Regions from separate parts of the Homo sapiens genome. Here region 1 is linked to region 2. A link is a contact called in ENCODE Hi-C or POLR2A ChIA-PET data. All regions are on one chromosome and are shown on one strand. Each heading gives the region's core, a stretch centred on a gene start or an enhancer-like site at or near the end of the contact. The rest is flanking DNA. Distances are from core to core; before and after follow the strand shown. Region 1 holds the start of LINC00635 (long intergenic non-protein coding RNA 635). Region 2 overlaps LINC00636 (long intergenic non-protein coding RNA 636).

What was found. A loop is a pair of places that touch in the nucleus more often than their neighbours do. ChIA-PET counts read pairs that join two places held with the same protein, here RNA polymerase II (POLR2A). Pooled maps may share reads with other maps.
Region 1: a map of PC-3 shows a loop between it and region 2 (4-fold over the local background). The contact joins the promoter of LINC00635 here to the enhancer-like site in region 2. A Hi-C loop is called at or near these places in 1 of 168 maps with a recorded cell type or tissue (PC-3), 8 of 37 single-sample maps with no recorded cell type and 10 of 50 pooled maps. POLR2A ChIA-PET finds 5 or more read pairs at or near these places in 1 of 52 experiments (H1).

What each region holds. Positions count from the first base shown.
Region 1 is chr3:107,876,794-107,882,502 of GRCh38, reverse strand. LINC00635 (long intergenic non-protein coding RNA 635) reads left to right here and starts at 4,435. Exons shown (of 8, transcript NR_024276.1): 1 at 4,435-4,601.
Region 2 is chr3:107,923,498-107,929,417 of GRCh38, reverse strand. LINC00636 (long intergenic non-protein coding RNA 636) reads right to left here. Exons shown (of 3, transcript NR_015394.1): 2 at 5,618-5,787; 3 at 511-1,545. Among named protein-coding and RNA genes, the nearest start is that of LINC00636, 43 kb to the right of the region's middle. RefSeq lists enhancers at 1,829-1,888, 1,899-1,988, 1,577-2,198. Within about 2 kb of position 1,782, at least 4 of the 41 ENCODE cell types and tissues checked have a DNase peak (open chromatin) inside an H3K27ac peak, as active enhancers do.

The DNA.
Region 1 (5,709 bases), core at 3,186-5,685, 50 kb after region 2:
TCCCCATCAGAAAGGGAACAGAGAGAATGAATGCTGGGGAGGCAATCACTAAATTTCCATGACTACGAACATAAGCATCCTCAAACAATATCACACCACGGAATTAGTCTCATGAAGACACCGCTGCTACTAACAATGTGTATAGAAATTGGAGCATAAACCACTAAGAATACAGGCTGTAGAGGCCAGAAACCATTGGAACTGCACCGCTGCAGTTTCTGGAAGCTGAATGTCCTGTTGCTTCTGTTCCCGGTGTTGCCAGAGTAGACTCTGTAGAGTTCTTCCTTCTTCAAGTCACTGTATTTAATTCAAACACGAGCTGGTGCATCCTGCAGGCAGAGCCTACAGCTTGAGCCAATGTACTGGTTTCAGGAGAAGCAAGGGAGAAACTGTCTATTTCATCCCAGAGTGGGAGAATGTCACCTGTGGCATCACATGCAGAAGATTCCAGATTCTGGATTCTTTTGCGTTTGCTTTAGTTCTGCTAAAGTCTCCTGTGTATGATCCTCAGAAAGACATATGAGGGTTTTCCTCAGAACCTAAATTCTGTGAGTAAAGAATGCACTAGTGCTGAAACATTTGGGGCAAGAACAAGCATCAGTCACAACCGTCAACAATCACTCTCAGTTTTAACTTCTTTGGGGAAGCTGGTTACCGTACTTAAAACACTTGTATTCCATTTTGTTTTGTTAGTAAGACAAAAATGTATTGCCTTTATTAATACCAAACCCGTAGACTTTATACAGAATAGTTGCACTATTACCTCACTATGCCTATAAACATTCATCCTGGAAAGATTAAATTTAGACCAGCAAATGTTTATTCAGCTCATAATAAATGCAAGACCTTGTGCTAGGCGCTGGGAGATGACAAATTTGTCTTAAATTGTCACTGTGGTGACTACTTAGTCATTATTTTAATTCCTTCATCATGGAAAAATTGGGTATTAACTATTCATGATCTACTTTTATATTTCACTGTCAATTTTCCATTATTTCCAATTCTACAGAACAGCTGCATAATCTTCACAATACATTTTTAGAGGTTAATCTTACTATAATTTCTCTTTTGTTCATATCACAAATATCATTTTGGAATCCAAGGCAATAGATTATTTGAATAGAAAATGCAGCTATTAAAGATGTAAATTATTCTTATACTCAAGTTATTACTATTATTTTTGTGACAAAGGAATGTTAGAAATTCACAAATGTTTGTGTATGTTTTAAGGGGATATACTGTTTATGCTTGCGTTTGATGCTAACATATTTAGTAAGTGTCAACAGCAGAGAAGCCTTATAAGAAAACATTGACCAGAGCTCTATTTTAATGCTACATTTGGCACAATCCTATACTATTTGAACTGGATAAAAAGGTAAAGGTCAGGACACATCTTTGAACTGAGCTTTGAATTGACTTTCATCTCCATATATTTGTCACTTTGTGACCCACATCAGTTTTTCCATATTGATTCTATATAGCCTTTTCATGTTATACTCGAATCTTTTCATTTCTCCATCTGAAACCAAATCTACCACATTTGATCACAGGGGTGATGAGGCTATACTTTTTACTTTTATTTTCATGGTGGTTAGCCATTACCTGGGTAAAGTTAGTAGTAACTACAGAAGAGGTAACAGTTAAGGCCTGCTTCTCTATAGTAAAACAGCCTGGGCCAGGCCTGGTGGCTCATGCCTGTAATCCCAGCACTTTGGTAGGCCGAGGCGGGTGGATCATGAGGTCAGGAGACTGAGACCAGCCTGGCTAACACGGTGAAACCCCATCTGTACTAAAAATACAAAAAATTAGACAGGCGTGGTGGTGGGTGCAGGTAGTCTCAGCTACTCGGGAGGCTAAGACAGGAGAATGGCGTGAACCTGGGAGGCGGAGCTTGCAGTGAGCCAAGATCATGCCCCTGCACTCCAGCCTGGGCGACAGAGTGAGACTCCTTCTCAAAAAAAAAAAAAAACAAACAAAAAAAACACCCTGGGTTTATCTGCACTAGCCATGTAATTTTAGGCATACCTAACCTCTGTAAGTCTTAGCTTTGATTCCTGAAAAAAAAACCCAAAAAACTAACAATAGTATATTTTCCACAGTTGACTGCTGGTGAGAATTAAGTAACATAATATATTTGAAGCTCTTTGGCTGGGTATGGTGTCTCATGCCTATAATCCCAGCACTTTGGGAGGCCAAGGCAGGAGGATCGCTTGAGGCCAGGAGTTCAAGACCAGCCTAGGTAACATAGTGAGACCCCCATCTCTATTTAAAGATGATGATGATAGATAGATGATGATAGATAGATAGATAGATAGATAGATAGATAGATAGATAGATAGATAGATAGATGGATAGATAGATAGATGACAGAGATGATAGATAGATTTCAAGCTTTGTCACACAGCCTGACAATTCATTTTTCTTGGGTAAATACCCATTTCTCTTTGGGTAAATACTTAGGAAATGGGTAAATATTTACCCATTTCTCTTGGGTAAATATTTAGGAGTATTTACCCATTTCTCTTGGGAGTATTTACCCGAGAGAAATGAAGGCATATGCCACCCAAAAACCTGTACACAATTTTTTAGCAGTTTTATTTATTATTGCCAAGAACTGGAAATAACCCAAATGTTCATCAACTGTTGAATGACCAAGCAAAATGTGATGTAGCTATACTATGGAATACCTCTCAGCAATAAAAACGAACAAACAACCAATAGACACAACAACATCAATGAACTTCAAAAGCATCTTGCTCAGTGAAAGAAGCCAGGCTCAAAGGTTACATATTTTAGGATTCTACTTATATGGCATTCTGGAAAAGGTAAAACTAGAAGGACCAAAAACAGTTCAGTGTTGCCAGAGTCTAGGGGTGGAGGTAGGAGACTGACCACAAAGGGGTACAAGTAAACTTTTCGGAGTGATGAAAATATTCTGTATTTTGATTGGGTACTAGTTACATGATGGCACATATTCATCAAAACTCATAGAACTGTACACTTTAAAAGGGTGCATTTTACTCCACGTAAATTATACCTTAAAAACCTGACATTTTAAAAAATCACTGATGATATCATTATATATTGATTAAACATTTTAAAAACATCCTCATGAACAGTGTGCCTAGCACTCAGTGACATTAATGTTAGTTGTTGTTGTTGTTACCATTGACTAAGGTGACAAAAGTATAGAAAAACAAAAATAAATTAGAAATAGTTTCATTTATTATAGAACCAAGATTAGGATCTAGTCAATGTAAGGGTCCAAAACTTTCGTTGATTCTATAAATTCAATATTTTAATTTAATCAAGTAAAATGTCTTGTGTACAATGTTGCTAAACAGTAATAATCATTACAAATAGCAATTCTGTTAAACAGATGTAAGCTGAATAATTAGGGCTGTGTGTGATACCACCTCAGATGCCAGAGTGACAAAGCCTTTCAGGAGTTATCAGGCTGCTTTTCCACCTGTCAGATGTGCACATCTAGAAAATCAATTTTTATCAATGCACTCTGAGATGATAACGTTATAGGAGACTGATTTACGTTAACGAATCTTAGAAGGCACTGATGTATAAACCCGATGTACAATGTGTCACTCAACAGAATGATAACTGCCACTTGGGTCACCACAGTACTGTGCGCTGATGTGATCATCACATTTTTTCCTTGTGGGCAGGTTTAAAGGGGGAGCCGAGCATTAATCAGCTTCCTCGGTGGGCAGGGGGTCAGAATAAGGAAGAGAAGTTAGTGTTAGAGGACACACAACCCAGGTCATAGTAAAAGTTCCACAAATCATTCCTGTTCCCATAATTCACCAGATTCAATGTCTTTCTTTATTAAACAATGTGGTATAGAAACCAATATAATCTTGTTGGTAACTCTCTTTTATGTAGATTTCATGTTCCTCACTCTTTAGTCTTTCTGCAGATCTGGTACATTACCATTGAGAGAATCAGCTTTCATGATGACAGTCACTTCTGTTCCTTCCTTCCTGAGATTTTGCCTTTATTGAATTTGGTGTTCCCAAGTCTCCTCCAATGCACACTTAATAGATATCATCTGATGTTACTTCTACAGATAATCTCATCCTTTCATGGATTGCTTTTGCTAGTTTAACAATCAAAGAGTGTTTTGGTTGCCTATTGCCCCATAACAAACCACTCCCAAACTTGGTGGTGTAAAATACCACCAATCATTTTATTATTAACTCCCACAAGTTTGGGAAGTTGCCTGAGCTCACTTAGGCGGTATTCACTCAGAGTGTCTCACACACTTGCTGTCAGACAATGGTTGACACTCAAATATTCTGAATGCTTGATGCTCACGTGGCTGGCATGTGGGCTGGGACCACTCAAACAGCTGGAATTTGGAACTTCTAGGGACCCTAGGAATGCTTCTTTGTCTCTGTGTGGTCTCTTCAGCATAGCAACAGCAGCGTAGCTGAACATCTTACGGATGGCCCAGGGCTCCAAAGGCTCGTTTCCTAAGTGAGAGAGAGCCTGGCTGAAGCTGTATTACCATTCATTCTCCAGCCTCCGAAGTCTCAAAGCATCACTTCCACCATACTCTAACTGTCAAGACAAACACAAAGGCCCAGGTAGGTTCAAAAAGAGGGGGAGTAGGCTCTGCTTCTTGATGCAGATGTGGCCAGGTTCTGGAGGAGAATGTGGGACAGGAAATATTATTGCAGTTCTGGAAAACACAATCTGCCATGAAAGGCAATCTCAACTTTCAGTTATTAGAGGACTGAGGGTATTTTATTACATACTAGTCAGATGCCTATTTTCAGGAGCACTGAATACTAAATATACGGCCCCTCAGCCCTGTGAGGTAGAGTGAAAGTTACAGGAACGGCAAATGAATAAATGAAGACATCAAGATGATTTACAAATTCATAAATTTCCCACAAAATATAATATATATATAACATAATATATATATTGGGATCTCTGACTCTGATCTAAATAGACAAATGTTTTTCAAAATGATACTTTGATTTAGAAAGAAGAATACACTATCGATGTTCCTTTTAAACAAGTATTTGAGTAAAAGCGATGTTTCCAATGTGTGTCAGAAAGTGAATACTTGTATATTTCCGCACGGTTAGAGCTGAGCTTTCCGAGCAAATTTTACTGGGACCCGGTTGAAAGACAGGTCTTGGAAGTGAAATGATGACTGACTAGATGGTAAGAGATTTTCCTTCCAGGAGGTTTGTGTTTTCATTTCAAGTGGGGGATGAGACCCAAAGCCTTTGAGACATTCCAGAGGTTGTAAACTCAGAGACGGTTGTGTCTTCTTTCCTCATGGAGACATGTATTTATATTTCAAAGAGCAGCAACCCAGAATCCTCCTTTTTTTCTCAAGGAGAATTTGTTTACATTAGGTAGATTCAGTTTGCTTCTCATCCTCAGAAGGGGAAATTTTATACACGCTCCCAGGTTCATATTTTTGGGGCTTCCTCACGACAGTACCAACCCCATTACATGTAGAGTGGCCTCCAGCTCTGTTCACATCACTCCAAAGGGAAGCATTGGGAAAAAGGGCAGCTGAGGAGATTGTTACTGTGAGTAACTAACAATCTCTCAGTCCCACAAATCTCATGTCTATATAAATACAGAAATCAAAAATTTATCAATATGAAAACAGTACAAAATATACCCAAATATGTCTATTTAAGTATATTATTTTGAATTCTCTTTTTCTTG
Region 2 (5,920 bases), core at 533-3,032:
ACTGAATGAATAGCAAGAGCTGGGATTAGGAGACAGAAATAAGCTTGTGGGGCTTTGGATCTGAAAGAAGGGATATGTAAAAGCATGCTGTGACAAGTGAAAAAGTGATATGAGATGAGGAGCGATGAGCGAGGGTGGATGGGGCAGATGGCACATTACATTTTGGCTATGGTGAAGAACTTGGGGTCTAATCAAGGTGCCATGGGAAGGCACTGAAGGTTCTAAAAAGAGAAGAGATAGGATTTGATTTCCATTTTAAAAGAGCAATCTTTTAAAATGCTATGTGGCAAGTGAGGACTGCAGTGGGGAGAAAATGAATTCAGGAAAACCAGACAAGAGGCTATTTTTGCAATCCAGGTGAATGATGATGAAGGGTGACCAGTAACTAAACTAGGAGCAGTCTAGGTGGTGAGAAAGACAGATGCAGGATATATTTTGGAGGTAAGCCAACAAGAGTTGGAAGAAGAGGAGAAAGGTTGTTTCTAAATGAAGAATGCTTCCATTTCTATCTTTAGTTCAAAAGCCTTTTATGTCAAACAATATAGCAGCTAATAAATTGATTCTATAAATATATCTAATGTACATTTAAGCTAATATTAAATTTCTTTGGGTCTTCAGAGTTTTTACTGTAAAAAATAGCACAAAATAAAAATGCTTAATAAAGAAAGTTGTAAAATACAGAAAAGCATAATTTTTAGATAAAAATATATATTATAAAATATGCTACATACATATCTAAGATGAGAATGCCTATTTTTTCCCTTAAAAATGTGATTCGATCTCGTATTTGGGGGCGGGAGGGGCATGCTGCTGTGCTGTATCAGGTTTTGCCTCTTTTTCTGCAGCGTCTTTCAAAAACTGAAAACAATTTAGCCACGTTATCCCAAATGCTAGGTGTGGACATTTATTTCCTCATATATGGGCGGTGACTTCCACCATTGGGGCAAACGGACCTGGAAATGCCGAGATGTCCCAGGAAGTCTGGAGCTGATGGAGCCCGTGTCCATCTCACCAAGACCTTAAATATAATGCAGAGTCCCTGCTGCAAATCCATTCCCATCCGTGCTTTGAGACGGAAGGAGGGAAATTGCAGCTATTTACAGCAACCACCATCTGAGCAAGGACTGATTCATGCAGTACCTCGGGGAAGCTAGGTTGGAAACCCTTGTCAACATGCAGTCAAGTCTATGGTTAGAACTGGCCAGTGTGCGCCCTGCATCTGCGGGAGGGTCCGGGGGCCATTTGGAATTTGGTTTTTTTTTTGTTTGTCTGTTGTTTGTTTATTTGTTTTTTAGCCCTCTCTCTAAGGGCTAAGGATTCCATCGAGGTAAGGAATGGGCGGGAGTGAGTCCTAAGCGGGCGCTCCCGGAAGAGCGGCTGCGAGCAGCGGGGCCGCAGTTCGGCGGTATGGATCCTACCCCTGCCCGCCCCGAGCCGACCCGGGCTTGATGAAGTCCCGGGCAGCCCGCGAGGCTGCAGTGTGTCACGCACCAGCTCCCGGCGGCGTCCTCTTCCCCGCCGCGCGCAGTAATGGATCTCTGCGTCCTAAAAGAGGAAGATAATGCCGGTGTTAGCTTATAAATAGATGGTTGCATGCTCTCCCTGCGAAGCATTGATTGAGGCCGCTAAGCTGACTATTGATCTAATTTTAACTTACATGTTCGCACGCACCCTCCCCGCCTCCCTGTCGCGGCTTGGTGGAGCGCGGGGCACGCTGTCTCTCGCGGCCGCCAGAGGGCGGGCCACTGGTCCTCCCGCCACCCTGCCCGTCTGGCCTCTCTGTTTACGCAGACGTACAATGCTGGCCTTTATTGGGTTTGAAAAATAGGAGTTTGATTTTCCTGCACCGGGATGACCTCATCACTCATGAAAGTCGGAGGAAAGCGGGGAATCGGATGACAGGCAGCCGGGAAAATAAAGCTTGCATTTCACCTCCTCCCACTCCACCACCTACACAGAGTACTCGGGATGTGCTTCTCATTTTAAAACCACCTTGCCGAAGCCGGGAAGTGGGAGACGGCGGTAGGAGTGGAATGTTAAATTCTTCTTGGTACTCTGGCACTCGGTGTGCAGCGGCTTCTGTTTAGAAGGTTAATGTCACCTACTCTCTGCCTACAGAGCCTCTTGTAAGGGCGCTCTCCTGAACTGTCACTAAATGGCAATGCAACAACATTATCTAGGAGTGACTTGACTAACATATTACTAATTATTTCTAGACATAATTCATCTTGCCAAAGTTTAAGCAATGGTCATCAGCAATTTTATACTGCTGGCTTGTAAATTTCAAATCTGCTTATGACTTCAAATTATTAAGGTAGGGAATTACAGTCTATCATAGTTTTGCTTGCCGCCTTTTGGGACCACAGCACATCAGGATGGGGGTATAGGGTAAAGTAAATGAGAGGGAAAGGGAGACAGAAGACAAAGAAAGATGCCTTCCCTGAAATTCTCCAGCCCTAGAACTCAGCACGTGAACAAACTTTCCTCTGGGATTCAGTGAAACATATTAATAGGAGTCAATGTTTATCAGGCACTTGCTATGTCCCAGGCATTGTACTAACCGTTTTATATTTGTTACTTCATTAAATCCTCAAGACAACCTATTGGTTAGATTATATTATTATCCATATTTTAGAGTTGAAAAAAACTGAGGCAAGTTAGTTGCACAAAGTCGATTAGCTAGAAAGGGACAAAACCAAGATTCAAACCTCAGTAGAGACTGACCCAGAGCCTTGCTCCACATCACCATGTCGAGTGTCTTGACGACATACCTCCCTTGGCAAAGTCTTAAACTCTCTGCATCTCTAAGCAAAGGAGGGTGCGTGTGAAGAGAGATGGCCACTTTCAAATAAGGCCTATCTAGGCTGAAATGGAAAAGCTCTTCATAGGGAGAGCTCTTGCAAAAGTGAAAAACGTACAAAGAAATGATCATCCTCAGTGTTGCTCCTGATAATAGCTTATAGGATGGAAATAAACCAGAAGAAGGAAACTTCCATTAAGGGGACCTCACCTGGCTATTCATTCCACAAACATTTGCATACAGTGGACTGGCCATTGTGGTTGGCACTGAATTATGGTAATGAAGAAGACAGAAGTGCTCTATCCCCTCATGGAACCTCGTGAGAGAAAGGGGTTATAACTAAGTGAACAATCAAACACATAATTGTAATTTGTGATGATTACAAAGGGGCCTGGTATACTTCGGAGGAGGGAGTCAAGAAAGCCTGTCCGAGGAAATGCCATTTACACAGACAGATACAGCATGAGTAAGGGTTAGCCGGGTCCAGGATGGGCCTGGGCATAATATGGAGAGATATGAGGAAGCCTTGAGGAGGAAATGGTGTTGGGGAATGAGTGGGAGAGGAAGCTGGAGAGCTCACGTGGGATCTGATAAACCAGAGTAAAGATTGGTGACATCATGTTAAATGCAATGGGAATACCCCCTTAAGAGATTCAAGAATGAGAATAAAGCGATCCAAATTGTATTTTAGAAAGATTGCTTTGTTTGCAGTGGGGAGAATGGATAGGAGGTAGGATGAGGGAGTGAGTGTGGAGAGACTTCAGGAAGTTTGTGCACTAGCTCAGTGAGGATTGATAAAGGTTTGGACAAGGCCTGCCATAGTGGAAATTGAGAGAAGTGGATAAGCTATTTGCAGTTTGGTGATGGATTGGACAGGATGACTGATGGACAGAGCAAGGTCAAGGATCTCTCCCAGTTTCTGGCTTGAGGCACTGGATTGAATGAGGCATCATTTACTAATCCAGATGACATGAAAAGAGGAGCAAGTTGGGGAACCCTTGGTTTGGGCCTTTCCTATTTGAAGAGTGAAGGCTGCTGACCATCCAGTCAGAAAAGAGACTTCAAAAGTAAGGTTTGAGTGAGTTGCTGATATGGACAGAAGACAGGGAAATACTGGGTAGAAGAGGGCGATTCCCCAGCAAAGGCCCCACCCTCAAGCCTGGATACCCACGGCCCTAAATGAGGACAGGCATTCTTGTTTTTGCTCCCAAAAAGTTGCCCTTTGGCCCACCATACCCCCTAACCTGTACCCATATAAACCCCAAACCCCAGGCTCCAGAGGCAGACTAGGAGATGAGGAGACACACAGATGAATGGCGGAAAGGTGAGGCAGAGAAAGAGAGAAGAGAAGGAGCATCTGAAGGCTGAGAGGAGTTTGGCTGGGGACAGTCAGAGAGGAGTTTGGCAACTGGATGGCCAAAATCCAGGGTAAGATCATCTTCCCATTCCCTTGCCACTTTCAGCTCCCCATCCATCCTGCTGAGAGCCACCTCTACCACTCAATAAAACCCCTGCATTCATCCTTCAAGTCTGTGTGTGACCCAATTCTTTTGGGATGCCTGGGTACCAAGGGGCCAATGAGCTGGTTAACACTTAAGCCATCTGTGGATGGCAGAGCTAAAACAGCATTGTAACACTAGGGTTGCAGGCACCCACCCCTAGACGCTGCTGTGGGGCCAGAGCCCAAAAGTGCTCGCCCCAATTCCTGCACCTGCCTGTCTGCATACTCCCCCTCCCGTAAGGGGTTTGAGCTCATGGAGGTCGAACAGAGAGCTGCACCCCTTGTCACACACCCTGCAAGGGGGGGCCAGAGAACTCTCCCACCTCATTATCATTTCTTTATTGAAGTGACCTATTTGTCATTGTTCTTACCATTGCCACCACTGTCAAAAAGCTCAGCTTTAGTATTGCTATGTGTGAAGTGGAAGAAGAAAACAAGAAAGCTATGGTATATGTATTTGCTTTTTGATATGTTTTGGATCTATGTCCTTACCCAAATCTCATGTTCAGTTGTAATCCCCAATATTGGAAATGGGGCCTGGTAGGAGGCGATGGGATCATGGGGACAGAGTTCTCATGAATGGTTTAGCACAAGCGCCCCAGCGCTGTTCTCCTGATCCTGAGCGAGTGAGTTATTGTGAGATCTGGTTGTTTGAAAATGTGTAGCATCTCCTCCCGACACTTGGTCCTGCTCCTAACCATGTAAGATGCCCGCTCCGGCTTTGCTGTCTACCATGAGTAAAAGCTTCCTGAGGCCTCCCCAGAAGCAGATGCAGCACCATGCTTCCTGTAGAGCCTGTGGAACCATGAGCCAATTAAATCTCTTTTCTTTATAAATTACCCGGTTTCAGGTATTTCTCTATAGTAGTGCAAGAAAGGACTAATATACTTTTGTTACAAAACCTGGAGTCTGTGGCGGCCAAACTGAAAAAAACAACAAGCAGCAACTCTTTACCTGTATGTCACTTGCAGGACTGGTAAGCAGCATTGTGGTTTATAGCCCTACATATGAGGAGAATCACAGAAAGTTAGAACTGGAAAGGATCTCATTACACTCATTAGGAAACCAAAGACACAGAGATGAAGTGATTTGTCCAGGGTCACACAGCAAGTATGTAAGTGAACAAAAGCGGGGGTCAGCGAATAGGTCTCTGGTTCTTTCTTATGCCACCCTGCCTCTCAAGGGTTAAGACTTTCTCTGTTAGACACATATGCCTTATTCATAAGGACAGGATGCCAGGCTATTATTAAACCTGGGAATACACTTTCATTCAACCTCTGAGAAATGCAAGTGTCTAGACAATACATTCTCCTCACCATTCTGCAATTTTCCAGGACAAGAACCCCAACTTCCCTTAGCATAGCTTGGCATTTGGCTAGGCCCGAAGTCATCCAGCTTCTGGCAACAGATCATTCTCCAGGCAGTGGGTATGGACAGATCATTTTCTTCCTCAGGTCCAGTAGGATGTGCTCTTGCCTGTGGGAGCCTGCCAATAATGAAGGAAGAGTTGATCACCTGCTATGCATCAGACCCTTTACCTACTGAGCTCTCCTAAGTTATCATAAAGACTGGTTGCTCCTTTCCTTCTTGCTCATTCCTTTTCTCGCCTTCCATTCTTT